Regions from separate parts of the Mus musculus genome. Here region 2 is linked to region 1. The links are chromatin loops, found by intact Hi-C in ENCODE. Cell type or tissue: left cerebral cortex. All regions are shown on one strand. Links, peaks and the distances in the headings refer to the core of each region. The heading gives the core; the rest is flanking DNA.

Region 1 (7,948 bases), core at 1,200-6,199:
AAAGAGAAGAGATACTGTTTGGGTAGTAAGGAAAGGAAGAGACATCACAGAGGCTCGATCGGATCAGTGCAAAGGACAGGCTGTAGAAGATTCTTGACAGAGCAAAGGCCTAGAGGTTGGAGCTGACCTGGAGGCTTAAGCAGACGTGTCCCCTGCACAGCATCAAGAATTTCAGAGATGGTGAATTAGTATCATAAGTGTCTCCCATTTCCCACCTCTGCCTGAGAAAGGCAAGAAAAGTCTAAATCCATTGGTAGAAATTCTAGATGACAGCATACAGTGGTGCTTCTAGCTCCGTGGAACCCATTCCCAGCCCCCACCCCCTTGGTCCTCCTGAAACGCCTGAGAGTCGTTCCCTCCCTACGCAGATGCACGGGATCTTCCTTCTGCTTCTTGTTCTGCCTTTGGGGTATCATTCACTCAAGGAAAGTGTACTGGGCATTTAGTGTGTGCCAGGCACCTTGCTAACGGTTTTCCCTCGGAGCAACCTGGGGAGACTTGGACATATGACAAGAGTTATCCAAAGTGGGAGTCGGTTCCACTCCACAGGGATTGAAGGTAGCACAGCAAATGATGCCAAACGGGATCACCAGTGGGGAGTGTCTGAAGTAGAGCCCTCCTCACTCGTGAGACAGGCAGTTCTTATTTCTATCTCTTGAGTCAACCAAGCCAGAAAATTTGAGGGAAACCACAATCAAAGACTAGGACTCAAACTCAGTTACACAGGGACTTGAAACAAAGGCTTGGAGCAGTTGGGCTAACGTCTGGTGAAAGCGCAAGTTAGAGCGGAAGCATAAAATCCACTGAAAACTAAGGTTGGGGGCTCTACCATGCAGTCCTGAATGCTAGGCTCTAAAAGCACGGGGAACCATAGGAAGGCATTGAGTAAGGTAGTGACACAGTTAACTGTGCATTTTAAATAGATGCTCTGGTGGTATGCTGAAAACAGAATAGAGGGAAAGAGACTGGAGATGCTAAAATTAGCAGAAACGATGGTTACCTTAGCAGGGAAGGTAAAGGGGGAAAACAGTGAGAAGTCAATGGCTTCCAAAATAGTAAAATGAACCCTATTCTAAGTGCACTGTAGTTGATTATCTGTGGGGGGCAGGGGAGGTAAAGGCAGGGTTTCTCTGTGTGTAGCCTTGGCTGTTCTGGAACTCACTCTGTAGACTGGGCTGGCCTCAAACTCACAGAGATCCACCTGCTTCTGCCTCCTGAGTGCTGGAATCAAAGGCGTGTGCCACCATCACCTGGCAATTATCTTTTTTTAACCAGCACAATCATACACATAATATTTTAAAACATTTTACATGTCCAAAATCAAACAGGAGTAAATATTAGAAATGAGATTCAAACAACCGAGAGCTAAAACGCAAACAATTGGGAAGTATCTATTATATACTTGTGTTTTGTAAATAAATATGGGAGCCAGGCATGGTGGCACATGCCTTTAATCCTAGCATTTTGGAGGCAAAGGCAGGCAGATCTCTATAAGTTCGTGGCCAGCCTGATCTATACAGAGTGAATTCCAGGACAGCCAGGGCTACAGAGAGAAACCCTGTCTCAGAAAAATAAAATAAAATAAAATAAAATAAAATAAAATAAAATAAAATAAAAGGTACAGGGGCTAGGGAGATATCTCAGAAGGTAAAAGTGATGGCCAAGCCTGAAGACCTGAGATAGATCCACAGGACCAATGTGGTGGAGAGAACTGACTCCCAAAAGCTGTCTTCTGACTTCGACTTGTGCACCCACACATACACACAGTAAATAATTAAATGTTAAGAAAAGTATAAAAGCCAGAGCTAGCCGGGCAGTGGTGGCGCACACCTTTAGTCCCAGCACTTGGAGGCAGAAGCAGGCAGATCTCTATGAGTCCGAGATCTACAGAGTGAATTCCAGGACATCCAAGGCTACTGAGACAAACCCTGTCTCAGAGAAAAAAAAAAGCCAGAGCTCACATGATGCAGAGATAACATGCCAGCACCTGGGCAGGGGAGGAAAAAGGATAAGCTGAGGATAAGGTCATCCTCAGCTGCCTGGGAAAGGCATGGCCAGCCTCAGGCTAAGTGAAATCCTATCTCAAATATACAGCCGGGCAATGGTGGCCCACGCCTTTAGTCCCAGCACTTGGGAGGCAGAGGCAGGCGGATTTCTGAGTTCGAGGCCAGCCTGGGCTACCAAGTAAGTTCCAGGACAGCCAGGGATACACAGAAAAAAACCGGCCTCAAAAAAAAAAAAGAAAGAAACAAACAAACAAACAAATAAATGGTATCCAGTCAAATGTTTCCAAATTCAAGCAACAGAAGGGTATAAAATGGTGATTTTAATCTCAACTATATTTTTTCCCTTGCATTTTGTAACATGGCAATCATCACTGAGGGTGCTGGGCCTAGTTTTAGTATCATGAAAGAAGGTAAGTAGTCTGTTAAGAGACAGCAGAACCCACACAGTGAGATGAGAGAACCTATCTGGCAGGTAGTCCTCTCCTCACACTTATACAGGATTGCCCCTCCCCTTCCCTCCGTCCCTCTCTCTATGCTAAATAAATGTATTGTTAAAAGAAAGGGAGCTATCACACAATAAATACATGGATTTTTAAAAGAGGGCCAAGGAATAAACAGAAGGTAAACTATATAGTCGGCTATAATTTGACCAAGAAGAAGAGAAAAAAAATGAGATGGTTAGAGTTTGGATGTGCTTAAAATGCAGGTTTTCCAAAAGGAACCCTCTAGACCTTGAACTGTCTTTAAACTGTGGAGACGTTTAAACTGCAAGGACTCTGAACACTGCCATTACCTAGCTGTGTGACCTTGTGCAAGTCACTTAATCTCTCTGGAGACTCATTTTCCTCATCTGTAAAAACAGGACTAATAGTCACTGCTACATAGGGATTAAATGAGAGAACACACTTAACAAACAGGACTCAGGTTGGCAAAATGTCATCCGGTAGAACTGAGCGGTCCTCTTACCACCCCCCTCCCCCAGAGCTACCTGTTTTCTAAAAGGACCCTTCGCTCAGAGACCCAGAGTCTCTAGCCTCCCGAATGGAATGGCCGCAGGCGAGTTGGGGCGGGCGAGGAGTATGGGGCGGGGGGGAGCCATGGTGCGCAGGCGCTTGCTCAAAAGATAGGCAGGGTGCAAGGGGCGTGGCTGCCGCCGACTGGGCTGTTCCGACGATCGCGCACCGCCCCCGCCGCTCCCCGCGCCCGCCCTTGCTACCAGGCACCTTCCGCCCCCCGCATTGCTGATGCTGCTGCTGGCAGACATGGACGTGGTGAATCAGGTACGCGCTCCAGCACCGTGGACAGAGCCCGGCGCTTGCAGAAATCTGGGTGGCTTTGGCCCTCGAACCCTGAGAGGTGGTGGCGAGGGGAGCAGAGATACGGTCGCTGGAGCTGGGGCTGGGGCTGGGGCTGGGGCTAGGGGTCTGCAGCAGGCAAGGGGAAAGGGGGAGGTGGAGAAAAGGAGTGCGCTCTTTGCCGCAGCGAAGGCTGTCCTCACTGCCGCAGAGGGGGCCTCCAGATGCCCCAAAAGAACTGTCGACCTGGAGGGGGAAAAGAGAGATTCGGGTCTAGGAAGAGGGCAAAGGGGTAGAGAAGGGGAGGGGATAATGAAAAATGACTCGGGGGGCTGCAGATGAGCTAGGAAATAGAGCGACAGAAGGTGTGGGGGCGGGGTGGGGGAGGGTTGGCACCCGCCCCTCCCAAAAAGAATGCACCCCGGTAGATGACGACCCTTTCACCCCCGGAGCAGATCTAGAGGAGGACGATCCAATTTTGCCTCTCCAAAAAACCCCAGACTCCTCGTTCTCAGCGCATGTCCAGTAAACCCATGCCCCCAGCTCTTTCCCACCTTAAGAGATCACCTCCGCCATCTCCCTCTTCTTCGTCACCTCAAAATCGGCTTTCTCCCTAACCGGTAGCGACCCCTCCCCATCCCCATCTCCTCAGACACAACCATCGTCATCTGACTCACCTTTACCACTGCAGACCTCTCCCCTCTGCTGTTGTGACTCACCTTCAGCACTTGGTGCCCCCTCCCCCACTCTAATGAACCCCATCTTCTTCCACTCAACCTTTTCTCCAATCTGACTCACCTTTAAGCAGTTCAGACCTTCCTTCGCTAACTAGTCTGGACCCCCATCTATTTTCTACACCCAACCTCCTCTGCCATGTGACTCATCACCTCACACTTCACCACTCCTGAGCCCTGGGGGTGGGGGGCTGCTGAGACCCTGATGTTTACTCCGTCCCCAAAGTGTCGTTTTTCTCCTCCTCACTCCCTCTCCATATGTCACCCACTCCCGGAGGGTCACATGTCCTATCCCCAGGGATCATTGCTTGGCAGCCTGGCCCCTCACTTCCATCCCTATTTCCCACACCCCTTCCCCTCCCCACTGTTTTTCTCCTCAGCTGGTGGCTGGGGGTCAGTTCCGGGTGGTCAAGGAGCCCCTTGGCTTCGTGAAGGTGCTGCAGTGGGTGAGTGTGGTCCGGGCTATAGGTGGGGGAAGTACAGGGGGAGATGGTGGTGGTGATGGGCTCCAGCAAAACAGAGGGGTGAGGCAGGAGGCGTCCTACTGAACTGGTGGGTGGAACGACAGGGGTGGAAGGAGATGAGGGAATTGGGCTCCAGAGTAAGGTCCCAGGGATTTAAGGACAGGGAACAGAAGGCTATGACGTCACATAAGGCCGTGGGTACCCCTGTTGTGAAGTGACAGAGTGTGACGTTCTACCTCCTCTCTTGAACTAAAGGAGGAAAGGATGGGAGGTGGAGCCTGAAGCCCTGACTGCTGAAAGAGAGATGCAAAACCAGAAAAATCCAGAGACAGCCAAGGAGACAGAGTATGAGAGGCAGGGGACGGTGGTAATGGCAGTGCTGAGTAAAAGAAATGAGAGCCAGGGAGCTGCTCTCAGAGCAGGAAAATGTGTAGGGGAAAGAAAGGCACACACAGATATAAGGAATCTCAAAAGAGAAAACAGAAGGCAACAGACAGAAGGCACAAGGGAGCCAGAGAACCAGAGAGACCTTGTGAAAGACTTAACAGACAGACAAGCAGGGCAAGAAACAGGCGCGGGAGGGAGAGGGAGAGAGAGAGAGAGGGGAGAGAGAGAGAGAGAGAGAGAGAGAGAGAGAGAGAGGAGAGAGGAGAGAGAGAGAGAGAGGAGAGAGGAGAGAGAGAGAGAGAGAGAGAGAGAGAGAGGAGAGAGGAGAGAGAGAGAGAGAGGAGAGAGAGAGAGGGGGGGGAGAGAGGAGAGAGATTAATGGGGAAAGTGTGTATGAGAGAGGTGGAGAGCATGCATAAAAACACACAGATACTGAGAGACAGAGATATAGTGATCATGAGAGAAAGGGGAGGGGAGAGGAGAGAAAACGAATAGAGGAAAGAGGAGGAAAGGCGAGGCGGAGGGGAGGGAAGGAGAAGCCAGAGCACCTAGAGGTAAAAAAACGGAGAGACACAGGGAAAGAGAAACAGCCACACCCCTGTAATCAGCTTGTGCTAGGACCCGATGAGCCCTGATTAGAGGGGTGGGGGTGGGGACCTCTCCATCTGCTACTGTCTGTGCTGCCCCCCCTCAATCTGTCCAGAGGAGGGCACTCCCTCCCACATGCATACAGGCTCACTACAGCCATCCACCTCCCTGCTACCCAAGGTCTTTGCCATCTTCGCCTTTGCTACGTGCGGCAGCTACACCGGAGAGCTTCGGCTGAGCGTGGAGTGTGCCAACAAGACGGAGAGTGCCCTCAACATCGAAGTCGAATTTGAGTACCCATTCAGGTGTGCCCCTGCCCTGGTATCCTGAGACCTGGGAGAGGCAGGGGCAGGGTGGGTCAGAGCAGTTCTTCCCAGAGTCCTTTGCACAGCTCACACCTTTGAGGCCACCGCCCCTGGGATTACTTCCCGTGCACCGAACACTTTGCTGTGTAGCTGGCACAGCTCTGGCTTCTATGACAATTGGTGTGCAAGCTAGACACAGGGTGTCATCCTGTCTGACTATATTCTGGCAAAGGGTAGTAATAGAGGACAGGAAATAAGTAAGATTCATAAGTAAATGACAGGGCTGGGGTTGGAGTCTGTGGTAGAGAGATTGCACAGCAATGGGTTCGGGGGGTGGGGGATCATGGATGAGAGAGCATCACCTTAAAGCAGTAAATGCTCAATTAATATTAGTCACTCGGCACAATGGCAAGTTCTTGTAATCCCAGCACTTGGGAGACTATGCCAGAATTGTAGTGAGTTCCAGGCCACCCTTGGATACAAAGTGAGATCCTATCTCAAACTAAAGAGGGTGCTCTGCAGATAAAGGCACTTGCCACTGAGCCTGACAACCTGAGTTTGATCCCTATGTCACATGTGGTACAAAGAACAGACTTCCCTGCAAATTTTTCTCTGACCTCCACACATGAGCTGTGACATACATGCACCTACATACACACAGGTATGCACCCATTAAATACATAAAATGCAATCTTTAAAAAAAACGCTTTAAAATAATATTAATTAACATCATTTACTTCTCAAACAGACCAAGTTCCCTCTCCTCATAGCTCTACATCAGAACAAAGAGGATAACTGCAGATACAGATAAATACTAGAAGCATATCTTCATGCAGGAGTTTTGCTAGAAAACAATGAGGGTACTATATAGATGTGGGAAATCAAGGGACCAAATTAGATGTCCCTGAAAGTTCCCCACCATGTACCAGGCACTATGCTAAGTACTAGGTATACATGAGTAAGGACAAACTGCAAGAGTCACTATCTCCTAAGGATGAGGAGACAGACCCATGGTTTCACTTAGCTTTCCTTGACTACCAGACTAAATCATATAACAGTTAGGGTCTTAACGTCCTCATTTGTAAACAGAGAAAATACTGATGCCCTCCAGGTGACGGAACATTGCCACTAAGGTGACACTTGTAAAGCACTTGGTGCCAAGTCTGGGACACGAGAAGTGCTCGGCATAAGCTTGTTAAGTATAAGAATTCAGATTTAGGGAAGAGTTGGAATCTGGGACTTGGGGAACACCAAGGATTAAACGGAGGCCCAGAATGTCGCACACTAGGGAGAGGAAAGCCAGCTCAAGCTATGAGCAGTGATAGAAACAGGAAATAATAGAGGAGAACAGCCAGGAGTATCCAGGTTCACACAAGCCAGGAAGAAAAGAGTTTGGAAACTGAGGGTATAGCTCAGTGGCAAAGCACCTGTCTAGCATGCCCTGGGTTGTACCCCCAGTACTTTGGAGGAGGACAAACACACACACACACACACACACACACACACACACACACAGTGGGGAGTGAAGGGTAATCAGCAGCATGAGAGCCAGCCTTTTGAGAATTCACAAGGTCACAAAAGCCTTCCATGAACTCCCCCTAGAACCTTCCATGCTCAGAACCATTGCTATGCAAGGACATCAACCTGAGGCCAGAGCTAGGGGCCCCAGACCAGTTCCATTCTGCCCACACATGAGCCCCCCCATCACAGCACAGGGAAGGAAGGCCATTGTCTTTGAGTACCATCCCAGACTGTCCCTCACACATCCTGATCCCTCCTATCCCTTCTGTCCTTTCCTATTTCACAGCTGTTTGGCTTCTCTGCCACGCATGCATCTGTCTTCTCTCTCAGGCACCTAAAGCATGACATAGAAAACAGCCAACATGATTTAGGAGGGCACAGGATGCATACAGAAGTTCTGTCCTTTCTCTACTAGCTGCATGACTTCATACAAGCAAATGCACTTCTCTGAACCTCTTCCTATCTCTGAACATTTCACCCCCAAAGCCACTGCGCGAGAAGCCGGCATGATTCCAGATCCTTGGGATCTGTCAGTAAAAGAAAAAAAAAATAGGAATAAGGCCTACCTCCTCATAGGTACAGAAAAAAAAAAGCAAAAAGCAAGATGAAAAGACAAATCCTAGGGCTGAGGAGATAGCTCTGTCAGTA
Region 2 (7,948 bases), core at 1,219-6,218, 66 kb before region 1:
GATGGAAGATGGTCCTTAACTTGGGGGAAGGCTCACATGCTGGCCTATGTGGCATTTTCCAACTTGACTTGCTGATCAGTGCTATGAATAAAACTGGGGACTTAAGGAGGCTAAGCTGCGCAAGCTTCCTTCCCTAAGGAAACCCTCTTAGAACTGAGGAGTCTCCATGAGGAGAATCTGAGGGGTAAACACATTCTTGGTGAAGCAAACAGTATGAGCGACAACCCCAAAGCAGGAGTAACAGAAGGGATGTGGCGACAAGAGCTCGGGAGCAGAAACCAATATAAAGCCAGACTAGATGCTAACAGAGGCTGAAGCAGGCATCGGTGAGGGTGTGTAAGGGCCAGCCAGATTTTTGTTGGTCTTTATTTTTAAGAGGAATAGGATACTTCCTCAGAGTATAAAGCCAAGACACACCAGAAGGGCTCCTTCCCATATCAGTCCAATCACTGAGGACTCAAAACCTCTGTGCTCACCCAGAAGAGGGATTTAAAGGAATCTAGCTCACAGAAAACGCTGTTGAGCACAAATGAAACTATACAAAAATACTCAGCAAAGTGCCCAGCAAGGAAAGGGGGCTTGGCCACATATCACTTGGTAGGGTCTCACATAACCCTTGCCCCCTGGCTCTACCCCAAGCTCCTGGGAGTCTTAGGACCAGTCTGTGTCTTCTCTGCTTGTTCCTAGCACTGTGCTCAGCACATAACAGGCTCTACCAAAAATGCTGCTGATGGATTCTCTCTAAACCTACTGAGTACTGCAAACCTGGTCCTGCAAGCTAGGGAAAGCAGCCAGCTCAGCCTCTGGACTACATCCTCATGGCTGCCAATCATCTCTTCTGACCCTACCTGCCAAGGGCCAGCTGCACAGTGGGCCTGTGGCCAACGATTCTGAAGCCCTCTACAGCAGGCCTCCCACAGATAAGAAAAGGGATCCCCTGAGGTCCACCACCATTTCCCCAGAGGGCTGGATCACGGGGGGTAGCTATTCTTCAACAGCACTTCAAATCAGCAGCAGCACACAGGCCTTAAAACAATAATAAGTTGAAATGTATTTGCTAGGAAAGTCACCGACCTACAAAGAAAACCTTATCGCTGATCTAGCAGCGCACACCAGCCTCCCCTTTGCAAGAGCTGAGATCAAAAGATAAAGAAGCTATCAAAAAGCCATCTGCCCACTTAAAATAACATCTCAAGTCACGTTGGGAACCACAAACATGGGGCCAGCTACCAAAACAATTGTCTAAATGAACTACTTCAATTTCTCCTTAAAACCACCCATGTATTTTAAAAGAAAAACACCCTCTCCACCCACCTTGGCACGGCAAGGTTTTGATTTGTCTGTTCCCTTCCTTTCACATTCTTGAAAATGACCAAACTTCAGTACTCAACTGTCTTATCTTCCAGAAAGGGCTCCCACAACTGCCGATGGAATAAGAAGTGATTGAAATGCAGGCGATTCTGGGGGCACTGGAACTGGGTGGCGGCTACATACACATACATGTGCAATTCTTCCGAGCCATGCCCTCGGGGGTCAGTACCGTCCACTTGTGTATATCTCAATAAAACACGAAGCACACGTAACAGGTACAGGGGGGAAAGGAAGAACTAAGAGCGCCAACAGTGAAATGCGGACTTTGTTTTTAAACTAGCATCCCTAACATTTCCTCCCTGGCCTGGCTATTTACTAGCTGAGTGACTCTGAGCAAGCTCGAGCACCTCTCCGAGCCCCCCACCCCACCCCATTTCCCATGAACTAGGACTCAATATAGTGCCTACAGTCAACAGCACATTCAGCTGACCTCAAGAGGAGAATGTCCCTACCACTCTTAACAGAGATTAAGAAATGCTGCCCACCAGACCTTTTACAGCTACAATTATGCCTCAGTTACCTTCCCTACGGGTACTGCATCCAATTCAACCACACAATGGGAAAGCCATTCCTCTCTGACCAATGAGGAAACTGAGACAAGAGTACACAACAAAGCTGAGTTTGGGAAAGGATACATGGACTGTAGTGAGCATCTAAGCTTCGATGCTAATTACCAGCACTATGGCACTACTTGGAACTAGGCTCGATCCTGAGTGCTTCTGCTCATCCCGTGAGGTCTGTGCCATAACTTCCTGTTTTACAGATGAGGGTGTTTATCTACGGCACGATGCAGCTAAGAATTGGATACGGTCACACTAAAAAGTGGCAGGCTTAGGGTTTGAACCCAGGTAATCGAATGGCAGAATCTAAATGCTTCAAGGTCCATCCACGAAGAGCTAAACCTTTCACAGCCTAAGCCCTTACCACAACCAGCAGATCCCACAGCACCCTGCTCCATCATGCAGCTTCGAAGGGACAAAAGGGCAACCTCCCCTTCCCATTTCTCATAGGAGCAGGAAAATGTATGCATTTCATAGGGGCTCTAACTGACCCCGGGCATTAGGCCTAGCTGGAGCCCTTGACAAACGTATAGCCCTGGTAAAGACCTAGAAAAGCATTATATCAGTCAGTTTACAAGAGGTGTGCAAAAAAAAAAAAAAAGAAGAGCGATGTGACCTTCAAGTCCGCTTCTCATCTGTTTCCGCCTCTGCCAAGGCTAATGTTTTTATGTGAGAATAGAGCCTCGCTCCCTAAACTCCACTGGAGGCCTCAGACTACCAGAGGAACAGTTTTTAAAAAAAAGGATGCATAGACTTCAAAGCCAGAAATGGTTGAAACTAAAAAGCCAAGTACCACCACTTCCTCAACCAGTTTCTCTAACTCTGGCTTCCTGCTGTGGCAGATAGGAATCAGACTGACTCCCCACGCCGGGAGACCCTTAGTCCACACCTTCGCACGTCATGTTCTCTCCACTCCAGCACACTGGCTGACAGTCATACGAAACCCAGAACCACCTCAGGACTTTGCTGTCCCCACTATCTACATCTACCTCCCCTGTATGTGCATCACTGCTCCGTACCACTCTGGACTCAAGTTTAAATGCCACCTCCTCAGAAAGAGTCCTACCTGGTCCAAACTCTACCAACTCGCTCGTCCATAACTCTTCGTTATCACCGTCTGGGACTCTTCACAAGAGCTCACCCTCAACACGTCTGCAGCAGCCACTCCCTCCAGAGCCTTACAGTATTTTCCTCTCAGCACTAACCTTAGCCCTATTTATCTTATCTGCTTGTTTGCTTTTGCATTCTGTTTCCCAGAGGAGCCTTTGCGGGATGGTTGGGGACAGGGAAGGTGTCTGTCTTGTTCAGGGCCTTATAGTGGAACTCAATAAATGGATGATACCCCAGAATTTAAAACAGTGCCTAGCACATGTTTGGCCTGCACTACTCTTTGACCGAATGCACCCTCCTGCCTGTCCTGGAGAGCAGGCCTGGGGGAGGGGGAAGTGCTGGGATGGGAGGCTTCTACATCCAGCCCTGTGTTGGTGGAGGTGGCGCTGGCAGACATTACCTGCGCCTCACCGGCTTCATGCAGCTCTTCAGCTGCCTGGCCTCAGCCTCCACAGGACCCTGGCACTCAGGCTGTGGCTCCAGCTGCTGCAGCTGCTGCTGCTGGGGCAGCCCTTCGGCATCAGTGGGTGTGGGAGCGGGTGCGATCCGGAGCAGGACAGTGTAGTTGCGGCCATGGTTGTTGGCCCAGAAAGTGCCCTCGGGGGTCTCATAGCGCACCACGAAGTCGAGGCGCGCCCCATCGCTCGCGCCCTCAGCAAAGGGCAGCTGGAAGGCAAAGCGGTCAGTGCAGCCACCGTCGTCGGGTGAGGAGGCTGACATCTGGCCAGGGCCCAGGCCTAGCCCGGGATCCAGGAGGGGATCTCCTGCTCCTGTTCCTCCCACTCCTGCCCCAGGCGGGCTGCGTGGGACATAGCGGGCTGGGTGGTCGCAGAAGGTAGCCCAACCGTCGTGTGAGGCCCGCACGTGCACCGCCTTCTCGAAGGAGCGGTTCAGCACGCGCACCAACCCGCGCACCACTGGCGGGCGTCCCCCAGGCACCCACACCCCGGAACCCCCGGGAACCGCTCCAGGAGGCGGCAGCAGCGCCTCCAACTCCACCATCACGCGCCCCAACCGCTCCAGACGGCCCAGCGCGGGCGGCAACGAAAATGTGGGCACCAGGTAAAACCCCCCGCCAGCGGGAACGGGGCACGGCGGAGAGGGATCGGGAAAAGCCTCCTCTTCCTCCTCCCCTTCATCCCCATCCTCGCCATCGTCTTCCTCATCAGCCCCGCCACCGCCGCCATCTTGCCCGGTCGCCGCCGCCATCTTGCCCGCCCCGGGCCCGCCCCACGGCCGGTAGCGGCGTAGCTGCGCCAGAGGCAGCCCCAGGGCCTCGTCAGCGAACAGCACCCTCCGCGGGGCCACCGCCGCCTCAGCCGAGGCGCGGGGCTCTCCCGCAGCCGGCGACGGGGGCGCGGGATGCCGCAGCGGTGGCTCCACAGGGGCCGTGCGCGCCATATCGGCGGCGGCGGCGGCGGCACCGACGGCACCGGCGGTGGGACCGGCGGGGGCAGGGCCTGAAAAGGCGGGCAGCCAATGAGAAAGCCAGAACAGGGGGGTGGGGCTCCAGTGGAGCGTAGGCGGTGAGCTAGAGACAGGTACGGCCAACAGCCAATGGACAGCCACGCGGGAGTGACGTACAGGTGATTGACAAGCAGGAGAAGCTAGCAACCAATGAGGACGCCCGCGCGTGGGCGGGATGGAAGGCGGGATGATAACGGAATCAATGGAGAGGCCTGAGTAGGGTTAATGCGGGCCCGAAGATGTAGCAGCAGGAGTATGACAATTAGTGGGAAAGTCTGAGCACGAAGGGCATGGTAGGCGGCGGGAAGATGAAATGGCTACAAGCAATGGGGGCAACGGGGAGCGAACCCAGAGGTCCAAAAACTGGGAGATCCGCAGGTTGCGTAGGCGGTGAGACGTAAGACAGATAAAATGAACAGCCAATGGAGAACTGCACGCGAATGATGTAGAGACAGAATGACGATAATAGTTGCAATGAGCCAATGGAGGAGTCTAGTGAGCGCACACTATGGCTTCAAGAGGTGGTAACAAGGTAGATCTAGCCAATACAGAGACTGAACAGAGACGGGAAGGCTGTGTGTGAGCAGACATGGAGGCGGGGCTGTAGCGGGCGGGGGGGGGGGGGAGCACTAAGGCATGTGAGGAGTGAAGGTGGGAGCGAGAAAGAAATGGGGATCCAGGGTGAAGGCTGTTATATCTCAAAGGACAGTGCCAGTATGGGATTAACCAAAGCTGAAACTAGAGAAATGTAGCCAGAAGGAAACTTTGGAGGCAAGATGGGAACTCATACCCACGGATGGTAGTGTAGGTGCTGTGAAGGAAAGCATGAGTAGCCAATAAATAGGCTGAGTTGGAAGAAGGTGCATAGGCTGAGCCTGAGCTATTGAGTGATTGAGCGCAGAATCAGAATTCATTCAACCAGTAAGATCGGACCTCTGGGGAATGGCTTTACCTTTCCCTAATCTTCCATGACTCCCCATGGCTCCACGAATACCCAGAGCCCCTAAAAGCCCAGACTGCACCGGATTGTGAGACCAAAGCAAAACAGTTCTATCAGTTACTGGGTGTGTCCTGCTGGCCCCACACCACCACACACACCTCCCAGCCTTATTGTGACCAATGCAACTAGCCATGAACGTTCTTAACTGTTCCTTAAAGTCCCCAGTTGAGCATTGATGTTCTTCAGGACTTGGCACTATTGCATGAATCAATCGCAAAATAGGAAATAGAACCTTTTTGGAAGAATTAGCTTTTTCCAACTCACACTTAGCACACATTGACTGATAGTATGTCATCACAAGCTTATCAGCTAATGTACATTCAAATCAGAGTCCTGCCCTTCTTGCTCATTTTGACACTTTGCACCCCACAGTGGCTTTCTTCTCCCCCCCCCCCACTTTCCCAATCTCCTCTGCTTAGAGTGCTGTCCCATCTGTTTCTTTCATCTAGTGAATTCTTTCCATTCTCCCTCTGAGATGGCACCTCCTATGGGAATGACCTGGACTTTGCCATCGTGTTCATTCACATATCCCCCACTCCCATTTACTAACTTAGTAAGACTTAGTGTTTGCCATATGCCAGGTTCAGGGAGTGCTTTTATCTAACCCTCATAAGACCCCTAACAGGAAGGCCCCCACAGTCTCTCTGCTCCTCCTGTCTGTGTCCAGGGTCATGAAAGGAATATGTCCAGCTACAAGTAGCAGAAGAATAATGGCATAATGAAGGTAGAACTTTTTTTTCTCATCTGAAAGTTCAAGGCAGCAAGTGCTCTCAGGACTCCATCCTATCTGCCCATTTTGGGTATCAACTGTGCCCCGGTCTTGCCTCAGAGTCTCATTCTTCAGCAAATCCTGCAGGTTATCTACCCAACGCATTTTCCAAGCAGGATATGGTGATGTATGCCTGTAATCCCAGCACTCAAGGGGCTGAGGCAGGAGAATCACGGAATTCCAAGCCTAGGCTACAAGTGTGACCTTGTCTAAAAAATAAAAAGGGTTAAGTGTAGCTCAGCGGTAAAAACCACTTCCTAGAAAGTGCATGGGCCCCATCTCTAGCATCATTTTTTTTAAATCCCAAATCCACCTTTTCACTACCACTCCATCAACAGGACCAGCACCAGTCCCAGTCCCCTGGACTACTGTAGTCACCTCCCCCTGGTTGGTCTCCATCCCATGTTCTACCCCCTATTCCATATTCAGCCATCTAAGACATCCTCTTAAGTCCTAACAGCAATGTCTCTCCTCTGCTCCCAACACCCTCTGGCTTCCTCTACACTAAGAGGAAGAGCCAACCTTCACCATGTCGTAAGCGCACAAGCCAGCTAGCCCCGTCTGACCTTCCTCCTGTTCTCTCCCTTCCAGTCATGTCACTCCAACCACACAAGACTCCTTGCTGACCCTGTACATATCCAGCACACTCACCTCAGGACACCCACACTGACCCTTCTCTCCTGGATCTGCAGATCTCCCCATCACTCTCTTCTTCATCTATGCCTGCTCTTTGTCAAAGATCCCTTTCCCTGGGAATGCTCCCCCTGACCTGTTAAATCCTGCCCCATTCACCATCAACTCCTAGCCCTCCCAGTTTGCTTCCCCAGGAACCTACATGAGCCAATATAGTAATGGTGGAGAGGAAATACCACCCTCTGACAAGCAAAACCCTAGCCACCATGCTGCAAAGACCCTAGCTTTACACTTCAGTAACCTTAACACTCCCGCACCCACAGCCCCATTCAAATAGCCTCCTGGAAACCTGTGTCACTTACCCCTCATTTACTTATCCTGCCACCTCTCTGACCAAGTTTTCGCAGAATGGCAGGAAGATGGTGACGAGGATATAAAGGAAGATGCAGACCAAACCATGGACCCTGAGAAAATGAGTACCTATTCCAAAAAGAGACAGGTGACAGGGCAGGGGACTAGAACTGTCTCAGAGACATAGAAGATACAGGGACTAGTTGGGCCCAAGTGTACAGGGAGCAGGGACCATTAACTTTGGGGCATAGCTACAGTCAGCTGCCCATTACCTGTTAGGTATGCTCTTCACCCCTCCCCTATTCCCTCCCACACACAACCACAACTGTTAAGCTCCTAAGATCCATGCAGACCTCCAAAGTAAGAGGACCTCATCCCACCTCTGCCCCTCCCTCCCTCTCAACTCAGGACCTCCCCCGGCTTCCAGGCACCACACAGGCCATGTTTGGTCTTAGATGTGTCCCACCAACTTAGAAGCCCCAACCAGTGAAAGTTTTGCTTTGAACTAATGATAGGAAGGGTTGAGGGTTTTTTTTTTTTAATTGTTGTTGTTGTTGGCTGGTATTTTTGGGTCTTTTTTTTTTCTATTCACTTTGTTTTCCCCTCTTGTCTTTATAAAGCCAAGCCATCAGTTCCAGTCTTGTTATTTCCAAAAAGGTGAGTTAAGATGAGGAAAGTCAGTCTCTT

Evidence for each region. Hi-C counts contacts between places; a loop is a spot of excess contacts. Peaks named below come from ENCODE experiments on the same cell type or tissue, not always from the same donor. Only the 100,000 strongest peaks of a DNase experiment are listed, where the experiment ranks them.
Region 2: a loop joins it to region 1, with 4 times the contacts of the local background. A loop is called at or near these places in 8 of 42 quality-filtered maps.

What each region holds. Positions count from the first base shown.
Region 1 is chrX:7,635,443-7,643,390 of GRCm38, forward strand. Syp (synaptophysin) reads left to right here and starts at 3,138. Exons shown (of 7, transcript NM_009305.2): 1 at 3,138-3,286; 2 at 4,416-4,481; 3 at 5,655-5,779. The coding sequence starts at 3,251. In left cerebral cortex, for the core only: no CTCF peak of the experiment used is centred there; DNase peaks (open chromatin) are centred at 3,191, 3,908, 4,111, 4,719 and 2 more places; H3K4me3 peaks cover 3,135 bases; H3K27ac peaks cover 2,577 bases.
Region 2 is chrX:7,569,807-7,577,754 of GRCm38, forward strand. Ppp1r3f (protein phosphatase 1, regulatory subunit 3F) reads right to left here and starts at 4,475. Exons shown (of 4, transcript NM_138605.3): 1 at 3,442-4,475. The coding sequence starts at 4,442. It overlaps Flicr (Foxp3 regulating long intergenic noncoding RNA), which reads left to right and starts at 3,794. Exons shown (of 3, transcript NR_029473.1): 1 at 3,794-4,103; 2 at 7,882-7,918. In left cerebral cortex, for the core only: no CTCF peak of the experiment used is centred there; DNase peaks (open chromatin) are centred at 1,256, 4,044, 4,258, 4,610 and 2 more places; H3K4me3 peaks cover 2,057 bases; H3K27ac peaks cover 1,398 bases.